Linked DNA regions of Homo sapiens: regions 2 and 3 are each linked to region 1. A link is a loop called in an ENCODE intact Hi-C map of the cell type or tissue named here. Cell type or tissue: MCF 10A. All regions are shown on one strand. Region 1 overlaps ANAPC10 (anaphase promoting complex subunit 10). Region 2 overlaps LOC105377460 (a long non-coding RNA gene). Region 3 has its middle 140 kb from the start of HHIP.

The links. Hi-C counts contacts between places; a loop is a spot of excess contacts. Peaks named below come from ENCODE experiments on the same cell type or tissue, not always from the same donor. Only the 100,000 strongest peaks of a DNase experiment are listed, where the experiment ranks them.
Region 2: it touches region 1 in a loop (16-fold over the local background); 77 of 110 quality-filtered maps call a loop at or near these places.
Region 3: it touches region 1 in a loop (3-fold over the local background); 12 of 110 quality-filtered maps call a loop at or near these places.

The regions. Positions count from the first base shown.
Region 1 is chr4:145,057,748-145,065,747 of GRCh38, forward strand. ANAPC10 (anaphase promoting complex subunit 10) reads right to left here. Exons shown (of 5, transcript NM_001256706.2): 4 at 6,825-6,945. Among named protein-coding and RNA genes, the nearest start is that of ANAPC10, 36 kb to the right of the region's middle. In MCF 10A, a CTCF peak has its summit at 3,798 (motif pointing left); a DNase peak (open chromatin) is centred at 3,774.
Region 2 is chr4:144,170,457-144,178,456 of GRCh38, forward strand. All of the region lies in intron 9 of LOC105377460 (a long non-coding RNA gene), which reads left to right. Among named protein-coding and RNA genes, the nearest start is that of GYPA, 34 kb to the left of the region's middle. In MCF 10A, CTCF peaks have their summits at 4,119 (motif pointing right) and 4,323; a DNase peak (open chromatin) is centred at 4,145.
Region 3 is chr4:144,784,487-144,792,486 of GRCh38, forward strand. No RefSeq gene overlaps it. Among named protein-coding and RNA genes, the nearest start is that of HHIP, 140 kb to the left of the region's middle. In MCF 10A, a CTCF peak has its summit at 3,093 (motif pointing left); a DNase peak (open chromatin) is centred at 3,075.

The sequences.
Region 1 (8,000 bases):
CTTCTCTGTATGCCATTACTAGTAAATGCCAACTTTCAACCAGTTGCCTAAGCTGAGAATTCCAGATGCCCCTTTCTGCTTATTCAAATCCTACCCAATATTCTGAATATACCCCAGGTAGCAATCAGTCACAAGTCCTTTTAATTTATTTCAAATATAGGGAACCCAACTGCCATAGCCTTAATTAAATCCTCGTAATTTTTACCTGGCTAATATTATATCTACCTGGTCTCTAGGTGCTCCAGCTCCCCCATTCCCATGATTAAGCTGTGTTGATGTTTCCTCATTTAATGTCTGCCATTACGTACAATCTGACTATACATTTTCACTGAAACAATTATATACTATATTTATTTCCCTACAAGAATGTAAACTTATGTATGGGAACCATGTTACATCACAATATATGTGTTGAATGAATAAATACTTCTCCAGTCTTTCTTACCACTCCCTCAGACCTATCCAGCTTCCATGGCAGACTGAATTACTTGCACTTCTGTCACTATACCATGCTACTGTGCTTCCATACCTTTATGTACATCATGACCCTGCTAGAATGCCTCCACTTGATTTTGCACCTGAATAGGCTTTGTATTTATCCTAAACAGTCAGTTGAACCATCAACCTCTTCAGCTTTTTAAACCACTGGGCTTTAAAAACCACAAAACAATATTGTGTTCCCATAGCCACCTCCAGGTACTTACTATACTAAATGGCAACTGAGAATTTTTTGCATATCTCTTCCATGAGACTATGAAGTGCTCAAAGGCAGAAACTGTGACTTTATTGTATCCCCAGTATCTAACACAGTACCTGGCACTTAGCAGGCCCTACAGCATTATTCACAGAATAAAGCATGAATCTGTTTTGTATGAAATGCCAGACTACATCTCTTAAATAATCTACAGTATAAGTTTGTGGTCAAACAAAAACAAGATACAATTAAGTTTCTAAAAAATATAGATGATACTTCTTCTTAAAAATACAGATGTTACTTTTCTGTATAACATATTTTAGTTCCAAAAGGAAATATGCCCCAAATGCATAGTTACCTCAACTCCATTTTGGAAATAAGTGATGCATACAATAATAAATAAAAGTTTTCAAAAATTCTATATATTGCTTTTAGAGAAGGTTAGAAGGTAACATTTTTTGGCCTAAAAATTATGTGTATCACACCAAAACATTCTACAATGACTTCAAAGATGAACTAAAGTTAGTTATGAAACTACTTTTTTAAAAAAATCTTTTAAACTAGCTAAATTCAACAAAAACTATTTTTCCAAAGACTTGATAAATTACACTTTCTGTCTTATCAAACCAATTTATGTTTATAGATACTGCCTAAGCCATTCCACTTTATATCAAATTGTTTAAAATAGGCCCCTCATAAGAAAGCAAATATAAGTAGATTTTGGGATCAACAAATAGAGCCAGAACTTTTGTCTGCATCTTCTTACTCTATCACATACATTAGGGGAACTCAAATTTTAATAGGAAATATTATTTTATCAGAAGAACTGACATACTAACCACTTCTGTCAAAGTACCATATATGGACTCACATGGTTGTGCTACTGAAATAAGACACAAGTAGAGAGCGAAAGGCCACATGAAACCATGGGAAAACATTACAGCTCTCTCTAACACTGAAGACTTATTTCAAGCCTCCTTTTAAAAAAAATCACTTGGTAACAGCTTTATTATCTGAAGACAAAAACAGAGCTTAAAATTCACTTAAGCACTCGATCTTGTGCTCTTGTGCTCTATCAATATTTTATCCTTTCATGGCCACAAATTTTAGAAGCAATAAACCAAAGGACAACTTTCACATATGCTGAAAGTGTCTACTTAACCTTAACAAGTTGTTTCTCATATAACAATATAGAAATAATTTGAGAACTGTCACAGTGTGTCTAAAAAACACTTTAGTTTCATATTTAAGTACAAAATATTCTACAATAATTTTTAAAAACAACAATAACTAGTTAGCAAACTGAAAAGGACTTTAAGTATCCTTGAATTTCAGCTAGAGATATTTTCTAAAATGCTATAATGATCACATCTAAAATATAATGTTCTTTGGTCCATTGCTCTAAATGATAAAAAAAAAATCTCACACATTATTTTTCCTTCTGAGAGCAAAAGAAAAGAACAACATTAAATCAAAACATAATGCTAAAACGCAAGGGATTTAAGAATTTAAAAACTACCATCTTGATTTGAAAATTTCTCTTGAATAACATGAATTCATGCACAAAAGTAACCCAACTGAGATGAAGCATTCTGCAAAGAAAGACAGTGTAGACTCAGAAATGCTAAATTATCACTTCTATATAGAAATAGTCTCTTGTGTAGAAGCAATAAATTGCAAACATCTTATAAAGTGTTCTTAAATTGTTGGTTTTCAATTTATGTGGAATAGGATATTTTGAATACAAGAAAGTAGAACGAGAAGCATAAATAATTTCAATTTTGTCATTAAAAATATTCTGTTTGGCCAAATCCAGTTTTAGTATCTTGTGACTATTCAGCAGAAAGTTCAATTTAAGTCCTCAGGTATAGTGGTTAAAATACACATTCTAGGGTATTAAAGGAAGGGTCTGATGCCTTTGTAGAGAGTTATCAATAGAAGTAACAAAGATCTAGATACAATACATGCTTCATAACTAAAATGAAGGAAAATAAATAGGATAGAAAAAGAATAATTTATTGCTAAATAAGGCAGCTATATGCTTTTCTCAACTTAGACTATTTTTTAAGTTACTACTTCAAATCAACAATTACAAAAAATAAGCATCTCAAGTAAACAAATTCATAATTTCTAGTGAAAAAAAAAGGAAAATCTATTAAAACATTTCAATACACACTACACTACACCCTCCAGTGGGCAAACATCCACGGAAAAATAAAAAAGATTTAGGTGGATTTTCCACTCAGTTAAATCAGTACTATAACTAATGAAATGATGACTCTGAAAACCTCATAAAAATTCACACTATTTTAATAACTTGTTTTAGTATATGAGTCAGAAGCAGCAAAGTTTTTTTTATATATTTAGATATTGTGGTAGAATAACAGAAAAAATAAAATCATGATCTGCTTCATCTTTCCTTAAAAAGCAAAGTGCTATCAGGCTCCTATTTAACTTAGAAAGAAAAAAAGGTAAACAGTATAAATCTCATACAAAGATGTATAATTAAAAGATAAAAGTATTCATATCACGAGCTGCAAAAGCTAGGCACTAACAATTTAAAGCAACATCCAAAAATTGTAGTTCCTGAGTGAGAACTATGGCAGAAAAGTAGTATGTTCATTAAGTTTTCCAGGAAAACAACTCACATTATCACCTGATAATATTTTGTATTACTGGTCTCATGAGGCTATGTGGTCACTAAATAGAAATATAAACACACTTAGAAAAAATTAAGAGACTACCTATAAGAGCTCTTTTTCTATATGGCTAATGTTTCAGCACTTAGATGACATAATAGAAGCAAAGACTAGATTAAAAGTATTTTACAAGGTCCAAATATCGCTTAAAGTTTCTCCTGTTAACTTCTCAAAATCCTTATTTAATGTCAGTAAAATTTACAATAGAATACAAAACATCTTTAATACAGATACCTAGAAATTTCATATGAATATGTACACTTCCCAAAAATGCATCAAAGAGTTCTTGAATATATATTCTCCAGGAAAAACAAGTACAACTAAGATTACATGAGGTCTTGAACTTAGTACAAATAGGCTACGAAACTAGAAAATAAAGGACAACAGTGACATCTAGAGGAGGTTTCAAATATATACCACGTATATCAAATCAAAACATTTTATTGCTAGTGTTTCACTTATCACAACTGCCTGAGGAGCTATATGATAAATCTTTAGTTATAAATCAAAACAAGCCAACTCTACTTATAAAAGGCTTACCAATATGAGTGATCCAATCATTTGGTAATGTGAAATTTTTAATAAAATACAATTTAATACGTCAAGTCATCAGAGAACTAAACACTGATTAAATGTATCAGATATGTGACTAAAAGAAGGGCTGTCAATTGGTCCAAAAATAAGAGGCCAGGCGCGGTGGCTCAAACCTGTAATCTCAGCACTTTGGGAGGCCGAGGTGGATAGATCACTTGAGGTCAGGAGTTTGAGATCAGCCTGGCCAACATGGCAAAACCCCATCTCTACTAAAAATACAAAGGAGGCTGAGGCAGGAGAATCACTTGAACCTGGGAGGCAGAGGCTGCAGTGAGCTGAGATCAGGCCATTGCACTCCAGCCTGGGTGACAGAGCAAGACTCTGTCAAAAAAAGAAAAAAAAAAAAGATTATGATAAAAAAATTTAAAATATTCTGAATTTAAGAAGCACTGGGTGAATAGAAAAACTTAAGAAGACTAAGAGCTGATTTATTTATTAATCTATTCAAGCACAGGAAGTACACATCAACCAGCATGGCCTGTCAGACAAAAGAAGAAATGTTTTTAAATTAAAAGAAAACTAATTTACAACAATTTTTCAATTTTTCAGAAGCTGAAATTAGTTTTCAAGAAGGGTTTCTTAAAAGTAAGGGCTGGGCATGGTGGCTCACGCCTGTAATCCTAGCACTTTGGGAGGCCGAGAGAGGCAGATCACTTGAGGCCGGAGTTCGAGACCAACCTGGCCAAAACAGCGAAACTCCATCTCTACTAAAAATAGAAAAAATTAGCTGGGCATGGTGGCGCATTCCTGTAATCCCAGCTACTCAAGAGGCTGAGGTTTAAGAATTGTTTGAACCTGGGAGGTGGAGGTTGCAGTGAGCCAAGATCATACCACTGCACTCCAGTGTGGGTGACAGAGTAAGACTCCGTCTCCAAAGAAAAGAAAAAAAAAAAGTAAATTAAGATAATTGTCTATAACAAGACCAAGAAGTTATCTCAAAGTAACAAACAACCTGAGTTCAGATGTCAGCAAGATGGCACTCCCATGTTCACTGCAGCATTATTCACAATAGCTAAGATATAGAATCAACCTAAGTATTCATCAATGAATGGGTAAATAAACTGTGGGGTATATATACCCAATGGAATATTATACAGCCCTAAAGAGAAGGAAATCCTGTCATTTGCAGCAGCGTGGATGGAACTGGAGAACACTATTGTTAAATGAAACAAGCCAGGCACAGAAAGACAAATACCACATGATCTTATTTACATATGGAATATTAAAAAGTTGAACTCAGAAGCAGAAGGAGAATGATAGTTTCTAGGGGCTATAATGGAAGGAGGGATTGGGGAGATGTTGGTCAAAGGGTACAAAATTTCAGTTAGATAGGAAGAATAAAATCAAGAGATCCAGTATATAACAGTGACTACATTAATAAACAATGTGTTATATTCTTGAAGATTGCTAAGAGAGTGGATTTTGAGAGTTCTCACCACAAAAAAGTGGTATGTGAAGTAATGCATATGTTAACTAGCTTTATTCAGTCATTCTACAAAGTATATATATTTCAAAACATCATACTGTACATGATACATACAATATTTAATAATTTTTTTAAAAACAATGAATATCTCAAAAGACAAAACAACAACAAAAATACCTTGGACAATATCCTCACCTGTTCTTATTTGTCAATACATATGCAAGTTTTACGAGAACAACACTTACTTAATAAGAAAACAATGAAAGTACATGTGATTTCTATTAAGTATTTTATTACTAACTCAGATTAAACATAAATTTAGAGACACGGTCTTAATATAAACACTAAGTCAAATAAGAGCCAAGACCACAAATTAACTGGAGGCCTTTCAAAGATCACAAGTGCTTCCCAAATCTCTCAGAACCACCAGATTTTAATGATTATTTGGGCTTAATGATTTTCTGACCAAAAAATGTCAACAGCCACAGCTTCACAATTATGTAGTTCAAAGTCATTGAAAATACCTCTGAAATACTTCAGGACTAAAGCACTGTCCTAATAACTTCATGCAGGATAAATATATTGTGGTATATTCAAACAGTGAAATACAACTCAGAAGTAAAAAAGAATGAAGCAGTGACACATTCAACTACGTGGACAAATCTCAAAAACCCTAGGCTGAGTGAAAGAAGCCATACATAAAAGTTATATCCTGTATGACTCTGTTCATATGACATTGTAAAACAGGCAATATGGATCTATGATAAAAAATCAATCAATCAATAAAATCAGTATAATAGTTATTTCTGAGGGTAGGATAGAGATGAAGACTGAACTGCGAACAGATATGATGGAATTCTCTGGAGTGGTGGAAATGTTCTATATTTTAACAGGAGTTGGGATTACATAAATGTATGTGTTTGTCAAAACTCACCAAGTAATATACTTAAGATTATGCAAAATTGTGCATAAATTTTATCTTAAAAAATGAAAATTAAGCAAATGTTGATAACTCTACCAATATATCACACTGGTATTTGGGGTGAAATGGACAAATATGCACAAGTTATTTTTAAATGCACAAAAAAATTAGATGGACAGATTGTAATAAAGCAAATATAGCAAAATATTAACAACTGAAGAATCTAGGAAGTGAGTATACTGGCATTCACTGTACAATTCTTTGAGTTTTTCTGTATGTCTGAAAATTTCAATAATAAAATATTGTGGAAAAAATAAAGAGAACAATCAGAATTCAGAAGAAAAAAATTTTACACTCAAACATGTTTTCTCCAATATTTTTCTCTTATATATTAACATTTTAACCTGTCTAATGTAATGTCAACTGTGACTATCTTCTAATGAGTAAAAGTTAAAGGATGACATATTTTTAAAAATTTGAAAGACATACCCGAATTTCTTGAAGGTTGTGAAAATTATTTCCTACTCTGACTGAGATCTTGCTTGGAGTATAGCTTTCATCAGATTTGTAGTCTGCATAAATACATAATGTCTTCACTGTTGTTTTTCTTCTAAAAGCAATAAAGTAAAAATAACATGCACTTCATCATATGAAAAGATTTCCAATGCATCTTATCTTCTGATTTTAAAAATCATAGTTTGCTAAAAGGAGTATTTGAATCAACATTTTCATATCTTTTAATTTCAACAAAAATGAAAAATGTAAAAATATAGGTCCAGATAGTATGTTAAATATAGGCCCAGATAATATGTTAATTATACAGACACCTATGTAGAACATGGTCAAGAGCCAGATGCAAGCAAAGAAGGATCAGTTAAGCCAAATTAGGTACTTTATCATGCAAACAAGCATTAAGGATTTCCATCCTCTTCATTTGTATTTTAGACAAAGAAATTATTCTCATAAGTTTGGTTTCCTTTACTAAGTACTTACTTCATTTCCTATATTAAATACTTGAAAATAACTAGCTAAGTGAGGAACTGGGTCCAGCAAAGAGAAAACTACCTTTCCTAAAAAATACAACAACCTAGTTTTAATGCAAGAAATAGAATTCTGCTGCTGATTCTTTCTTTCTTTCTTTCTTTTGCTATTGATTTTAAAATATACATATCCTAGGGAAAGAAGAAACACATAATAGAAAACGAACCTCAGAAAAAATGCAAGTGGCCAACAAAACATGAAAATGTGTTCAACGTCTAATAATCAAAGAAAGAGAAATTAAAACACACAGAGATATTAGTTTTATCATCATATTGGAAAATATTTAAACAACTGATAGTACTCAAATTTGATTAGAAAAAGGTGCTTTCATCACCAGTTAGTAGAAACACAACCTTTGACCTACTAATTCAAACTTCTGAGAATGCATTAAAATACAGTAACACAATCACTCAAAAATTGATGTCTAATGAAGGCTGGCCTTGGAGAAAAAAATGGATGCAGAAAAATCTTGTCCTGTGATTAAATCACTAGAAAATTAAAAACAGCCTAAATATCCATGACAATAGAGAATTGGTTAAATAAATTACAATATAGCCATTCAACGAACTGCTATAGAACTATTTAAAATAATCATGTACATATATAGTTACAGTAGAAAAAAGA
Region 2 (8,000 bases), 890 kb before region 1:
GGAGCCATACTGTCTACAGGATAAACAGATATTAGGGAAGTAACAAGGTTGACAAGCAGAACTGTAAGAAGCTCTTAGCAGAAATTGAGATAAGAGTAAAGTCAGATATTTCAACTAAGGCAGCTATTGGGGTGTTAGTTAAACTGATTCAATAACCGTCTTTTTTTTTTTTTTTTTTGAGACAGGGTCTCGCTCTGTTCCCCAAGCTGGCATGCAGTTGTGTGATCACAGCTCACTGCAGCCTCTACCTGCAGGATTCAAGCGATCCTCCCACCTCAGCCTCCTGAGTAGCTGGGACTACAGGTGTGCACCACCTTGGCCAGCTAATTTTTTGGTAGAGACAAGCTCTCACTATGTTGCCCAGGCTGATCTCAAACTCCTGGGCTCAAGCAAACCTCCTACCTTGGCATCTTTAAGTTTTAACTATTTAGAACTTAATATTGAGTGGCTTTGTGTTTAATTGGGTGAGGAGGATAAGAGGGAGGCTAAAGGTTGCTTCCAAAGTTTTCAGCTTGAATGACTAGGTAAAGAGTGGTTCTGTTTATAGAGATGGGAAATGAAAGAAAAATCACATGCTTCATTTTAGATTTGTTAAATTTAAGGTTTCTCTGGAATATGCTAGTGGAGAGGTCAAGGAAGAAGATGGACTCTTGAATTTGGGACTCAGAAGGGGAATCGAGACTGAAGACAGAGATGTGGCAGTCATCTGTCTGCCTGTACATGGAGCAAATAGAAGTGTCCACTCTATCCTAATGGATAGCAATCAGGAGAAAGACAGGACTGTAGTATCTTCAGATTGTATAAACAGGCGCTAGAAGGTCTCTAAGTCTAGTTGTGAGAACTGGAGAATGGAGATGACCTAGTCCATATCAAATCAATTAAATTCCAGGTTTTGGTAATATCCAGCTGTGGCCTTCTAAGAGATTGTTTTGCCCAGAACCTATCCCTTTTATTGGAGTAATTTGCTCTCTGTCAGTGGTGGCACTCAGAAGACATAGACTTTGTTATGTGACCATTAATTTTGACTATGGCTGATTAGCTCATGCATGGACACTGGATACAACTTCAGGCCTTCTAATTCTTCTCAGGAGAAACACAGAAGACTGGGTGCTAGAAGCTTAGCCCTATTAATAGAATTCTTGAGTGAGAATCACCAAAAATCTCCTGGGGTCCACTGAACTGCCTGGTTTCCCACCTTTTCTGATGCCTGGAATCTGTGAGGCTCCCCAGTATCCCTCAGATAAATTTTCTTGTTCTATGAAGATATTCTAAAGTGGGTTTGGGATACTTGCAACCAAAAGAGTCTTAATTAGGACAGCCTTGAAGTGTCTAATTAGGGAATCATTAACAGAATGAAGCAAAGGCTGAGGCTGAGCTGAGCTGGCCAGGGACCAAGATAAGCGGCTTTGCAAGTCTCTCTGTGACACAGTGAAGACTGTGGTGACTGCTCTTGCTAAAGCCATTGCATATAATTTGGCTTCAAATGACTAAAGGGGCCCTTTTGTGCATGGCTAATCATGTGGGGATGTTTAGTACAAAGCTAAATATGCCCTTCAGTCCTGCCACGCTTTCTCATAAGTGAGATGTGAGCTTGAATTGTCTCTTCCAGACAAATCCTGCTGCTTCATTTTTTAACAAACTATCTGTCTAGTGTAGAAGGGATTCAATTATCCCTTCACCTTAAAAATATGCCAATGGATGGTGTCGGCCTTCTGTGGCTTGGAGCAAACTCATGTTACACAAATCTGTTTCTCATTTATGTGTTCAGTTAAATCACCAGGGTTGTTTTTTTTCCCTCATAGGATGTGGCAGTACAGAAGGCTGACACCTTTTTTATTTGGGCATTCTACTCAGATCCTGGACATAGGGAGGAAGGAGAAGAAAGTACTTGAAAATGTTGATGTCTTTCTTTATTGGACAAAAGGCCCCAGAATAAGAAATGATGGAAGAAGGCATTTTTAAGTACTCAGTCACTTTCTATGTCACTAGACTCATATCTTATTAGTTGGTATGATTTAGTGAGTCATATAGTAATGTTTCTAATGTACTACCTTTGGTATAAATTGTAACTGATGCAAAATATAGTTTAAAAGAATAAACAAGGAAATGCTATGTCATAAGAAAGAAAAAAGATTTTAGTAATGTAATACTTAAATAACTTCAATAGAGATTTAAGGATTTATTTGTATACATTTCATAGATTTGTTTAATGATTCTGCAAAATTCCATAGCTAGTGAAAAAAAAAAAAAACTACTAGAACCCAGAAATAGCATATAAGTTGTTCCCTCAAGACATGAGATGGTCAATGAGATACCTAATTAGCATCATTATTTATCTGGGAAAACTTTAAAGTACACAATTTGATAATATATACTAAGTAGTATAGTAATAGTAAATAAAAATCACTTTGGCTCTATGTAGAATATTTCCTATTGGTAAGCAGGGTTGAAGGAGATACCTACATATATGGTGTCTTGAGTGGAGGAATTCGAACACAGAACCTGGTTTAAGCTGGTTTTTCCTAAACACACCCTGGAGAGAATGACTCTTCAGTACCATTTTCCTGGATCTCCTGAGCAATTCTTTTTGTTTGTTTGTTTATACTTTGTCTTCCATTAGACAGCATTATTTTGCTTTCAACCATATAACCCTAACCAATACAAATACGGTAGAAGGCACTCATGATCAAAGAGAAAGAGCCCTAAAATCAGAATCTCAGAGTGAGGTTGTACCTGGGGACCACGATGCATTGGTATCTTTGTGGATCTGGAAAAATGCTCATCACGACTAATCACCGATGAAATGCAAATCTAAACCATAGGGAGATATCATCTCACCCCAGTTGGAATGGACATTATCAAAAAGCCAAAATAATAATAATAAGAAGAAATGCTGGTGAGGATTTGGAAAAAGGGGAACTCCTATGCACTGTTGGTGGGATGTAAAATAGTACAGCCACTATGGAAAGTAGTATGGAGGTTCCTCTAAAAACTACAAATAGAACACCATATGATTCACTAACTGCTGAGTGTATATTCAAAAATCAGTATGTCAAAGAGATACCTACACTCTTTTTTTGTTTTGAGATGGAGTCTTGCTCTTGTCGCCCAGGCTGGAGTGCAGCGAGGTGATCTTGGCTCACTGCAATCTCCGCCTCCCGGGTTCGAGATATTCTCCTGCCTCAGCCTCCCAAGTCACTGGGATTACAGGTGCCCATGACCATGCCTGGCTATTTTTTGTATTTATAGTAGAGACGGGGTTTCACCACATTGGCCAGGCTGGTCTTGAACTCCTAACCGCAGGTCATCAGCCAGCCTCGGCCTTCCAAAGTGCCGGGATTACAGGAGTGAGCCACCAGGCCCGGCCAATACCTGCACTCTTCTGTTTATTCCAGCACTATTCGCAATAGCCAACATATGGAATCAACCTAAATAAGTGTCCATCAACAAATGAATAAATGAAGAGAATGTGGTGTATAAAGAGTGGAATACTGTTCAACCATTAAAAGAATGAAATTTGGTCCTTCGTGGCAACACGGATGAGCCTGAAGGACGTTACGTTAAATGAAATAAGCCAGGCACGGAAAGACAAATACCACATGAGCTCAATCATATGTGGAAGCTAAAAAAGTTGATATCATGTAAGTAGAGAGTAGAACCGTGGTTACAAAGTCTGGGAAGAGTAGGGGGAAGAGGGGCTAGGGGAGATTGGTTAAGGGATACAAAATTATAGCTAGATAGGAGGAATGTGTTCTAATGGTCTATAGCACTGTAGTGTGGACCAGAGTTAACAACAATTTATTGTATATTTTCAAATAGCTAGAAGAGAGGATTTTGAGTATTCTCAACACAAAGAAATGATAAATGTTTGAGGTGACTGTCTTGCTCATTACCCTGATTTGATCATTACACATTGTACACATGTATGAAAATATCACATTGCACTCCACAAATATGTACACTTATTATGTGGCAATTAAAAATAATAACCAATAAATAAATAATGAGTAGAAAAATTAGAAAACGAATATGTAATATCTAACTCTGTAGAGCCCTCTATTTTAGAAAAGAAACTTGGTAGATTTGTTCTAAGATTTGATCGCTAGAGGTCACCAAAGTCACAGAAATTATCAGTATTTTTTTCTTTCCGTTTTTGAGTCACAGGCGGATGTCTCTGGCCTCTCCCATTATGCAGTGCATTTACTGGAAGACCTTTTGCTGCTTAGTCTTAAGGAGAGTAAACTGTTTGGACTAGTTTTTTCTAATATTAAATATTCCAGGAAACAGACAGCCATCTATCTATGGGACTATTCAAAACAGATGGGTGTTTCTAGAGAATGTGATTTATTTCCTTCTCTGATACCAAAGGGCCTATTGGTTGATACCTGCTGAATGTGAGTTCTGAGTAATGTTGTTGAGACAGAACCACAGAACACCCAGCAGCAGCACACACCGTTTCAAGTGAAACAGCATGGACCATTTCAAGGAAAAAACATTGTGCCTTTACTGGTAACATGTCTGGTGTAGGAGGGCTCCAATGAAGCAGAACATTCAAGAACACCCATTGCATCTTTTAAATAACAGACCACACTACCTTTTGCATGTTAATAATTCTCCATTTTTTTTTATTGAACTCAACATTAGCCTAAATCCCCAGACCCTAAATTTGTGGAGATTCAAAAACAAACAAGATTGGAATCCTGAAAAGACTCAATGAAACTGTCTCAATTTAAGAGATGCTTCTAGCAGAGATAGAAAGATATAATAGCTAATTTCAGTTTTTTTAGCATGCTCACATTTTAGGGAGGCATAATTCATATTAAAACTTTCTAATTCTGTAATTAGACAAGATGTAGCCTGTAGAAGATGAATATTTGTCAGGAGTTAAATGCAGCTAACAAAGATGCAACAGGCAAGAAGCCTTTCACATTTTCAAGGTTTCATTTACCAATAGCTACATTATTTCCCTGGTTATGTAGATAAGTTTGTGTTTAAATGGTCTCCTGCAGAAACTAAGTAAACCATTTTTTTTCCCATAAGACCTCACAGTGCTTAGATACCTGACAAATCCAAAGTTAAGGCTTTGGTACAAGCCATAACCTAAAAGACTCAAGCCAATATCAACGTGACACATTTTGCATTTAGGCTTGTTCTTTATTCAGTGGACTTCATTTGACTTTGATCTTGGTTAACTTTGAAGTATGCAAGGTTCCCACTTTCCATAAGGGTTTTTTTTTTTTTTCCAGTTAAATCAGACAGGCAGGCAAAGGAAATCTAAACCTTGAAAGAAGTGAAAACAACTAGACACAGTCAGTGATATATTTTCACTACTTTGTTTAAAACAGCACATTGCCATACTTAAAACACTTCACATCAATGAGTTATTTATTAAGTTTTAAATATAAGTCACATTTTCCACTGTATCTTAGGAGACACATTTGAAAACATGTTGGGAATCTGTTGTATGATTTGTGTGAAAAGTTTAGTTAAATGCAAAACTACAGATTGTAGTTAATGATGTACTATTACCATGAAATAGCCATTAACTTAAAGGAAATATTTATATAGGAATTACAATATATGACATTTTATATCTGAAAGCTGGATCTCTTATGGAATTTTATAGACTATGGATTTCAAAATCTACTAGAAACTAGGATTCACATATGTATTTATAAAATGATCCAGACCCACATCTCAAACATTCATTAATTTTGTTTCACCCTTATCATGTTTTAGATTTATGGAGCTATTTCTTATCATGAAGTGAACTTCACTTAATAATGAAGTACATATACACATGCACACACATAAACGTGCATGGGTGTGTACAAATTTATTATTTGGAACAAAAATAGAATCATATATGTATCATTATAAAATGTGTCGTAAAGGATATTAAGAGAAAAAACTTCTTTTTTGAGAGATTTAAAAATTCAACCCAGCCAGGTATCATTTCTCTCTTTCATGATACCTCACTTACCCTAGTTATTCTCTTCTCTTAAGTCTGCAAACTGGAACTTCCCTCTATTAAAGAAAGTAGTAAATTTGTGTTATGTCAGATTAACAGCAGGGGGTCCTGAAGTCAGTACACGTTACTATTTCAGCCCTATTCTAGAAAGAAGCAAAAATTTGAATTACATTTCAAGTCATCTAGAAGGGCTAAATTCTCTTTGGAGTAAGTCTGACCCTGTCAAATTACAAATCTAATATTGTTTTTGGACATACAGTCTGACCAGTGACTCATGTAAGAACTGTTACAGTTGAGTTACCAACTGTGGTCTTACAAACCATTTTGGAGTAGAATAAAAACTCTCCATGGATCTGGAGACAACATGTCTCATTCCTGCACCAGCTCTTTATCTTCCTATGGACATCTGGAAGAAAGCCCCCAAAATATTTACTTGTATATTTCTCTATAATTATATATATATATGTATAAAATTAAGAAGTTGAGGAAATAAACTTTAAAGAAGAGGATTTTGAGATGTAACAGTGATGTAGACTGATATGTGTAAGCCTCCTCTACAAAAATTGTTACTATACAATGAGACATATGGTACAGGCTAAGCCTCCCATGGCTTTGACTGTGTTCTTTGGGAATGACACTGGAAACCACCCTAGCAGGTTGGAATGTCAGGTGCAGACTCTGGATTTGGGGTCTCAATATTCTCAGGTGAAATCCTAAAGCTGTGTGATACTAGACAAGATATTTAACTTATTTGAGCCTCAATTTCATCATTTATGAAATGGAGATAATACATGCCTAGAAGGTCTGTCATGAATATAAAGTCAGAGTGTAAATGCAAAGCACTGACATAATATCTAGCTTGAAATAAATGTTTAATTAAAATTTGTGTCCTTCCACAGAAGGTTGTCGTAGGATTAAATGACTTGACATTTATAAAAGTGCTTTGAAAACCACAAAATGCTACTCAAGTATTAGACTTCATTAATGTTATTTTAAATTTGTGTTTTATATGCCCTTATTCTTTTGGGAAACTTTAGCCAACAAAATAGATTGTCCAGAATTGATACAGAAATCCTACCAGATAATCCAAAGTCAAATTTAAGAGAGTATTCATTTTCCCCCAAGAAAAATTTTATGATAATTAACAAAGAGCTAACTTTATTATTTGGAATAACTACCAATTAGCTTCCTCTAGACACCAAAATGCTGCAGAAGAAAATATATCAGGTGGGGGTGGGGAGGGCAAGAGAAAGAAAGAAAAGAAGGAAAACAAGGGCACTGGGACAGTTTACTATAGGAATGACTGAACATGGACTGTGACTTTAATTACTTTAAGGCATGAAAACTAATTTTAAAATGTAGTTTAGTTTGAAGGACACAGTTATTCAACACCTATAATTAGACAAATACCACTAAATAGGCCTGGAAAAGGCTCTTTGGGCTGAAGATACACTTTCAAGGAGCAGGAAGCTATTCCTGAAGTTCCCATGTGTGTAGTAAAACTTCAGCTCATGTGGACTAAGTTATACATCCATCCTGGCAAATGCCGACACCCCTGGAGGGTTAGACCCTAATAATTCAGTTCCCTGGTAAAAACAGTGTTGTATACACCTGCGGGAGCACTAAAACTAGGGACTGAGTGTGTAACCACTAGAGCACAGACTATATTATATATAGTCCTCTCCTGTGAGCAGGAAGCAAATAGAATTAGTTAAATCCAAGTTAATACTCTGTGAAGACGTTTCTTCATAAATCAGGGCCCTAATGTGCAGTGACTTGTTCGAAGTCCTAGAAGACATCATAGAAGAATCAAGATCATAAGTCAATGTGATACAGGATTACTAGGCAACAAGCCACAAGAGAAGAAACAGCATCTAGGCTGAGAGAGCTTACTATGAAGTCAAACCAGCCTCTTTCTGTCTCTCTGTGACTTTGATCAACTTGTTCAAATGACAAGCTTCAATTTCTTCACCTGGAAGAGGACAGTAATCATGAATACCTTGCAATGTGGGTATGAGGCTGAAATGAG
Region 3 (8,000 bases), 270 kb before region 1:
TCATTCATATGTGGAAGCTAAAAAAGTGGATCCCATGAAGATAGAGTAGATTGGTGGTTACCAGAGGCTGGGAAGGGTTAAGGGAGAAGGGGATGAAGAGAGTTTGATTAATGGGTAGAAATATACAGCTTGGAGGAAGAAATAAGACCTAGTGTTTGATAGATCAGTAGGGTAATTAGAGTTTACAGTAATCTATTGTATATTTTGAAATAGCTAGAAAAGAATGATTTTAATATTCTAGTATAAAGAAAAGACAAACATTTAAAGTGAAAGATATCCCAGTAACATTGATTTGAACTTTACAAATTATATGAATGTATTAAAGTATCACATGCCCCAAACTATGCACATCTATTAAGTACCAATACAAAAATAAAAATAGTCTCTCCAGCTCTAATATTCTGATTTTATTATTCCTGCAATTAGATTTCTATCAAATAGGCAGAGAGGAGTACACTAATATCTTAAAAATAGCTGTCATATGTGGAGAAAGGCACATGCTCATATGTCTAAAGATGAGTATTAATGAAAAAAAGTCATATGACTGGAAAAAAAAAACTTCGAATTAGAACACTACTCATGTTTCTATTTTTTCTCATTCACCAAACATTGTCTTTAGCTGCTGTTTTCTCTGCCCGGAATTTCTTTCAGGAGAGTGTGCCATTAGCAGAAAACTTAAATGCATCTAAGGAATTTTTTCTACAATGATTAAAAATTAGCCAAGAATATAACATTTTGAAAGCATTACTTCATGGTTAATCTTCGTTTTGAAACAGATTCTACCATAGACTGTGGAAGGAAGTAGCTAGCATGCATTGAGCCTATCTCTATATTTGAATGAATGCTTCATGTTTAACATTCATTGCTTCATTTAATATCACAGCACTAAAAGAAAGATATTAATAACCTCTTTCATCAACAGAGGTAGAAAACCAAGGCATAAAGTTTAATAACTTACTCAAAGTCACATATGTAATAAACGTTGGAATCTAAATTTAAAACAAATGTGTGTAATTCCAAAGTCTTTCCTCTATAACATATGAGTATATTTATACTGTATTTTGCCTCATAGAAAAGATTCAGCTTATTAACCAGTATCTAAGTTAGGTTTCCTTACTCTAGACAAAGTACATACAGAGTCATGTAAGTATAATACTTTAATTAAACTGTCAAGCACAAATTATTAAATTTGATGGGTATTAACATAAATTCAAAATAAGGGAGAAAAGAATATTCTTATTTTGCAAGAGAGTAATGTATGGTCTTTCTTGTGGAAGATACAACCAATGTTTCAAAAGTTGCCAAAGGGATTACACATCTTACTGAGATGGCCTCATCGCACTGGCCATTCTTTTCAAATAATATTTTCCTACTGCACTCTGGCTTTAACCTAGAGAGTTTCAAGGACCAAAGAGGCAGGAAGTAGAGGCATGGCCATCAGAGCAGTGAGTCAAAAGCAGGCATAGAGTGTAAAGGCCACTAAAGTGAAAATCAAAGAACCACCCCAGTACCTTTTTGATGTTCCTGGCTGGGATTAAACTCCCCAAACATCCCCCTCATTCCATCCCCCATCCACATAAATACACTATTTATGTACTTCCCTCCACCCTCCTATATCTGGCAAAACCAGGGGCTGTGAAAGGGAAGAAGCAGGAGGAGCTTCCAGGTGTCCTGCTCCAAGGGATTAGAACAGCTCAGCTTTCAACTCTCCACTATCCCACGCATTTACTCCTTCATACTGTACCCATCACTCGCCCTGACAGGAAGAACACCTTGCACCTTTGGCTGTCTTCATAGGATGTATTTCTAAATAAAAGCACCTGTCTGTGAAAGCCAGTCATTCACAGGAGCCACCTAGGAGACAAGTGATTACGTGTTTGGGGAGTTTCTGTGCCTGAATGTTTCCAACAGCTCTATCTGCACTATACAGGCTTTTGTGAGATTTTGTGTTGAGAGAGAGACAGAAAAGCAGGTTCCTTGTCTCTTTGTGTCGGAAACACATCTGCAAAGTTGTCACACTCTACAGCAAGTAAACCAAAGGTAAACATTTAATAGTACTTGGAACTCTACCTCTTCTCCACTAAGGAGAGTTAAAACATGTTGCTTAAATAAAAAGTTTGGCTGAAATGAGATTCTTCTCCAAACACAAAAGGAGGTTGTAATTTTAAGCATTTTTCTCCTTGGATTTAATCATGAATATTAAGTATTGGTACCCAAGTGCCAGAGTAACAAACTAAAGTAAAGACCACCCATTAACTTAATTCCAAAGGCTTATTTCATGTAACTCAAGCTCCAGTTATCTGAGAGTGAGTGGTGCTATTCACAACTGCCCATAACAAAAACCAAAAGAGTTTATGGCAATTTGACCTTTTCATTTTTCACAAGTTTATTTTCAGATAGCTAGGAAAATATTTTTCACTTGTATTTGATGACATGATTTCAAAAGCATCTTGACTAATTTCTCAATTAGCCAGGATCACCCCAAATGCCACTCACATTGAATCATGAGCCAAAAAGGCCATTATTCACTAATGAAAATGTAGCAAAACATACTTTGGACCCAATAATTCACAAGATACTAATTCACAGAAGCAACTGACTTTCTCCTACATTTGTAGTTTGACACATCTTAATACCATTCCTTTTATTTCTTTTTATGTATTTTCATTCTATTCAGGTCTAAACACTCCAACCCTGTCCTATCAACACCAATACTTCATCTTCCTCCATGGCCATTTTAGATGAAAATGAAAATGGAAATGTCTTTTGATATTTCAAAATCTATAGTGCACCTCTCTTTCCTCCTGAAAACAAGATATCACAGATGTTTCAGTCAAAGATCTGAGAATAAAATCACTTCTGCAATTGTGACATGATGCCAAAAGTGAAAACACATTCTTAATGCATTACTTGCCTGGAAAAATAAACTGCATTATGGGGAGAAATGTGGAACAAGGTAATCTTAGAAGCCCAGGAGCATAAGAAAGTTAAACTTCTTGACTTGTATCAAATGTTGACAATTCTAACTTCTCTGTTTCAAGAGGACTCTCTGGGACACATTTGCAACATTGCTTAAAAGTCCTGCCACCTAGTGGAAGAAGTAAATAAACCAGTCCTCAGGTAACCTGCCAAATGGAAAGACCCTACAAAAACAGATCCTCTTATCAACACACTCTCCCTTCAAAAATCATATTTTGAAACTAACTTTCATAAAATTTTAAGATTAATCAAATGGGTCATTTTAGTTTTCCTTGTTCAAATGTATCACATTCAGGGTAGGAAAGACTTGTGTTTAAGCACTGGGAACTACGGGTAGAATCCAAAAATAGCTTTTGTTAATCTGCTTTAGTTGATAGTTTTCAAAATGGACTCCTCAGAGTTAAGAAATAAACCAGATCCATACCAGCTTCCCCTTGCAGAAGGCACTTAATCCTCCAAAGGCTCAGCAGAAGAACTCTTTATAGAAGGGATTTCTTTAGTTGGCTAAGATAAAAAATCTTGCCTCAACAAGAAGATAGATCATCAGTGGCCAGACCTCACAGATAGCCACTAAGTTTCTAAGAAAACTTCCTGATGAGTCATGCTGAGAGAAAACTTCTCAGAACAACTTTGATCAAAGTTCAATTCTTGAGTAAGATCAATATTGCATGGTTGGTCCCAGTCATACCAACAGATATGTTATGACAGCAATCAATTCCTCAGTGACCTGAAGGAGTAGACTTGCCTCCCTGCCTACCTGGCTAAGAAAACATGAATGTCTTTGAGCGACCAAAGCAAAAAAAGTGTGGAATTACTACACACTGCACATGGAGATGTTTCTATAATACAGTGTCACTAAACACACTTGCTATTAGCCAAAGGCTATTTTAGAGTCTTCTTTGTCCATAGGTAAGTGCATATGGTCCTAGGCAAACACCTATTAGCTCTTTCTAAAAGCCCAAGGCTATTCAAAGGGAAATAACATTTGCTTCTGTTAGAAAGCTATTATTCCAGATCCCATTAGTTACATCTTCAATTGTATCTCCTGTCTCTGGGGTAAATGATCTAGTGACAGACACTTGTGGATAAATGATCTACAGATGAACACATGTGAGGTTTAAGTTTATATGTATAAAACACTTTGAAGGGAGTTATGAAAGATCATCTTACCACTCAGTATTCAAGAATTATGCTCTGTGCCTTTATCCAAACTTTCCATTACTTGTTCAGTTTTTTTTAAACAAACACCATTGTTTACAGATCCAGATTTGATTTCACAAAGAATTTATTTCATAATTTGAGACTAAAGTGCTTTTTATAATTTAATTATTTGTATTGCTACATTCAAGAAGTTTTTCCATCACTCTAACAGAAAAACACGTTTTTTAAAGTTTTAAAAACAAGAGAATCTTTAAAACTGGTTCAAAATAAAGGAACTACAGTATGTCCAAAGAATGTGAAATATATTTGTAATAAAAGACCTACTGTATTTCCAAAAGAATGTGAAATATAATTATTGTTTTATAATTTATCATTCTTTCGTAACAATTTTCATAACTATTTATATGATTACATGGTCTCCTTTCTAAAGGAAGTAAATGAGAAACCAGTATAAGAACCTCAGACCTACCCTACAAAAAATACTAAAGGGGGTTCTTCAGGGTGAAATTAAAGGAATCCAGATGGTGACTCAAATCCACATGCAGAAAAAAATGAGCACCTGTAAGGATAATTACATAGGTAAAACTAAAAGAATAAATCGATTTTTGTTTGTAATTTGGTTTTCTTCACCCTTTTTTTAATGTTTATTTTCAGTTCAGGGGTACATGTGCAGGTTTGTTAATATAGGTAAACTTGTGTCATGGAGGTTTGTTGTGCAGATTATTTCATCACGCAGGTATTAAGCCTAGTACCCATTAGTTATTTATCCTGATCCAACCCTCACCCTCCAAAAGGCTCCAGTGTGTATTGTTCCCCTCTATGTGTCCTTGTGTTCCCATCATTTAGCTCACACTTATGAGTGAGAACATGCAGTATTTGGTTTTCTGTTCCTGTGTTAGTTTGCTAAGGATGATGGCCTCCAGCTCCATTCATGCTCCTGCAAAGGACATAATCTTATTATTTTTTATGACTGTGTAGTAGTCCATGTACCACCGTGTATATGTACCACATTTTCTTTATCCAGTCTATCACTTATGGGCATTTAGGTTGATTCCATGTCTTCACTATTGTGAATAATACTGCAATAAACATACACATGCATGTGTCTTTATAATAGAATAATTTATATTCATTTGGGCATGTACCCAGTAATGGAATTTCTTGGTCAAATGGTATTTCTGTCTTTAGTACTTTGAGGCATCATCACGCTGCTTTCTACAATGGTTGAACTAATTTACATTCCCAACAACAGTGTATAAGTGTTCCTTTTTCTCCAAAACTTCGCCAGCATCTGTTATTTTTTGACTTTTTAATAATAAACATTCTGACTAGTGTCAGATGATATCTCATTGTTGTTTTGATTTGCATTTCTCTAATGATCAATGACGTTGAGGTTTTTTTCATATGATTGTATGTCTTCTTTTGAAAAGTATCTTTTCATGTCCTTTGCCCACTTTTTAATGGGGTTGTTTGTTTTTTTGCTTGTTAATTTGCTTAAGTTCCTTATAGATGCTGGATATTGGACCTTTGTCATATCCATGCATTACAAAACTTTCTTCAATTATGTAGGTTATCTGTTCACTCTGTTGATACTTTCCTTCGCTGTACAGAAGCTCTTTAATTTTATTAGATCCCATTTATCAATTTTTGCTTTTGTTGCAATTGCTTTTGGCATCTTCATCATGAAATCTTTGCCTGTTCCTATGTCCTGAATGTTATTGCCTAGATTGCCTTCCAGGGTTTTGATAGTTTTGGGTTTTACATTTCGGTCTTTAATCCATCTTGAGTTAATTTTTCTATAAATATAAATATATAAATATATATATATATGTATATATATATAATATATATATATATATATATATATATATATATAGTATATAGTGTAAGAAAGAGGTCTAGTTTCAATCTTGTGCATATGGCTAGCTAGTTATCATAGCACCATTTATTGAATAGGGAATTCTTTCTCCATTGCTTGTTTTTGTCTGGTTTGCCAAAGATCAGATGGCTGTAGTTGGGTGACCTTACTTCTGGGTTCTCTATTCTGTTCCATTGGTCTATGCAACTGTTTTTGTACCAGTACCAGTTGTTTTGGTCCTATAGCCCTGTAGTATAGTTTGAAGTCGGGTGGCATGATGCCTCCAGCTTTGATTTTTGTTTTCTGGGTTTTTCTGTTGTTGTTGTTGTTGTTTTTGTTTTTGTTTTCCTTAGGATTGCCTTGGCTATTTAGGCAGTTTTTTTGGTTCCATGTGAATTTTAAAATAGTTTTTTTTTCCCTAATTCTGTCAAGAATCTCAATGGTAGTTTAATAGGAATACCACTGAATCTATAAATGCTTTGAGCAGTATGGCCATTTTTACAATATTTACCCTTCTTTTCCATAAGCATGAAATATTTTTCCCTTTGTGTAATCTCTGATTTCTTTGAGCACTGTTTTGTAGTTCTCCTTGTAGAGATCTTCACCTCCCTTGTTAGCTGTATTCCTAGTTATTTTAATCTTTTTGTGGCAATTTTGAACGGGATTGTGTTCCTGATTTGGCTCTTGGCTTGACTGTTGTTGATATATAGGAATATTGGTGATTTTTGCAAATTGATTTTATATCCTGAGACTTTGCTGAAGTTGTTTATCAGTTTAAGAAACTTTTGAGCTGAAACTACGAAGTTTTCTAGATATAGAATCATGTTGTCTGCCAACAGGAATAGTTTGACTTTCCCTCTTCCTATTTGGATGACCTTTATTTCTTTCTCTTGCCTGATTGCCCTGGCCAGGACTTCCAATACTATGTTGAATATCAGTGGTGAAAGAGTGCATCCTTGTCTTGTGTCAGTTTTCAAGGCAATGCTGCCAGTTTTTGCCCATTCAGTATAATCTTAGCCATGGGCTAAGAATAGATGGCTCTTATTCTTTTCAGATATGTTCCTTCAATAGCTACTTTTTTGAGAATTTTTAACATGAAGTGGTGTTAAATTTTATCAAAAGACTTTTCTGGTTCCAAGATGGCCGAATAGGAACAGCTCCAGTCTACAGCTCCCAGCATGAGTGACACAGAAGACGGGTGATTTCTGCATTTCCAACTGAGATGCTGGGTTCATCTCACTGGGGCTTGTCGGACAGTGGGTGCAGCCCACGGAGTGTGAGCTGAAGCAGGGTGAGGCATCACCTCACCCGGGAAGTGCAAGGGGTCAGGAAATTCCCTTTCCTAGTCAAAGAAAGGGGTGACAGATGGCACCTGGAAACTCAGGACACTCCCACCCTAATACTGTGCTTTTCCAATGGTCTTAGCAAACGGCACACAAGGAGATTATATCCCACGCCTGGCACCGAGGGTCTCACACCCATGGAGCGTTGCTCACTGCTAGTGCAGCAGTCTGAGATCAAACTGCAAGGTGGCAGCGAGGCTAGGGGAGGGGCATCCACCATTGCTGAGGCTTGAGTAGGTAAACAAAGCAGCCAGGAAGCTCAAACTGGGTGGAGCCCACCGCAGCTCAAGGAGGCCTGCCTGCCTCTGTAGTCTCCACATCTGGGGGCAGGGCATAGCTGAACAAAAGGCAACAGAAACCACTGCAGACTTAAATGTCCCTGTCTGACAGCTTTGAAGAGAGTAGCAGTTCTCCCAGCACGCAGCTGGAGATCTGAGAACGGACAGACTGCCTCCTCAAGTAGGTCCCTGACCGCTGAGTAGCCTAACTGGGAGGCACCCTCCAGTAGGGGCAGACTGACACCCCACACAGCCTGGTACCCCTCTGAGATGAAGATTCCAGAGGAACGATCAGGCAGCAACATTTGCTGTTGAGCAATATTTGCTGTTCTGCAGGCTCTGCTGCTGATATCCAGGCAAACAGGGTCTGGAGTGGACCTC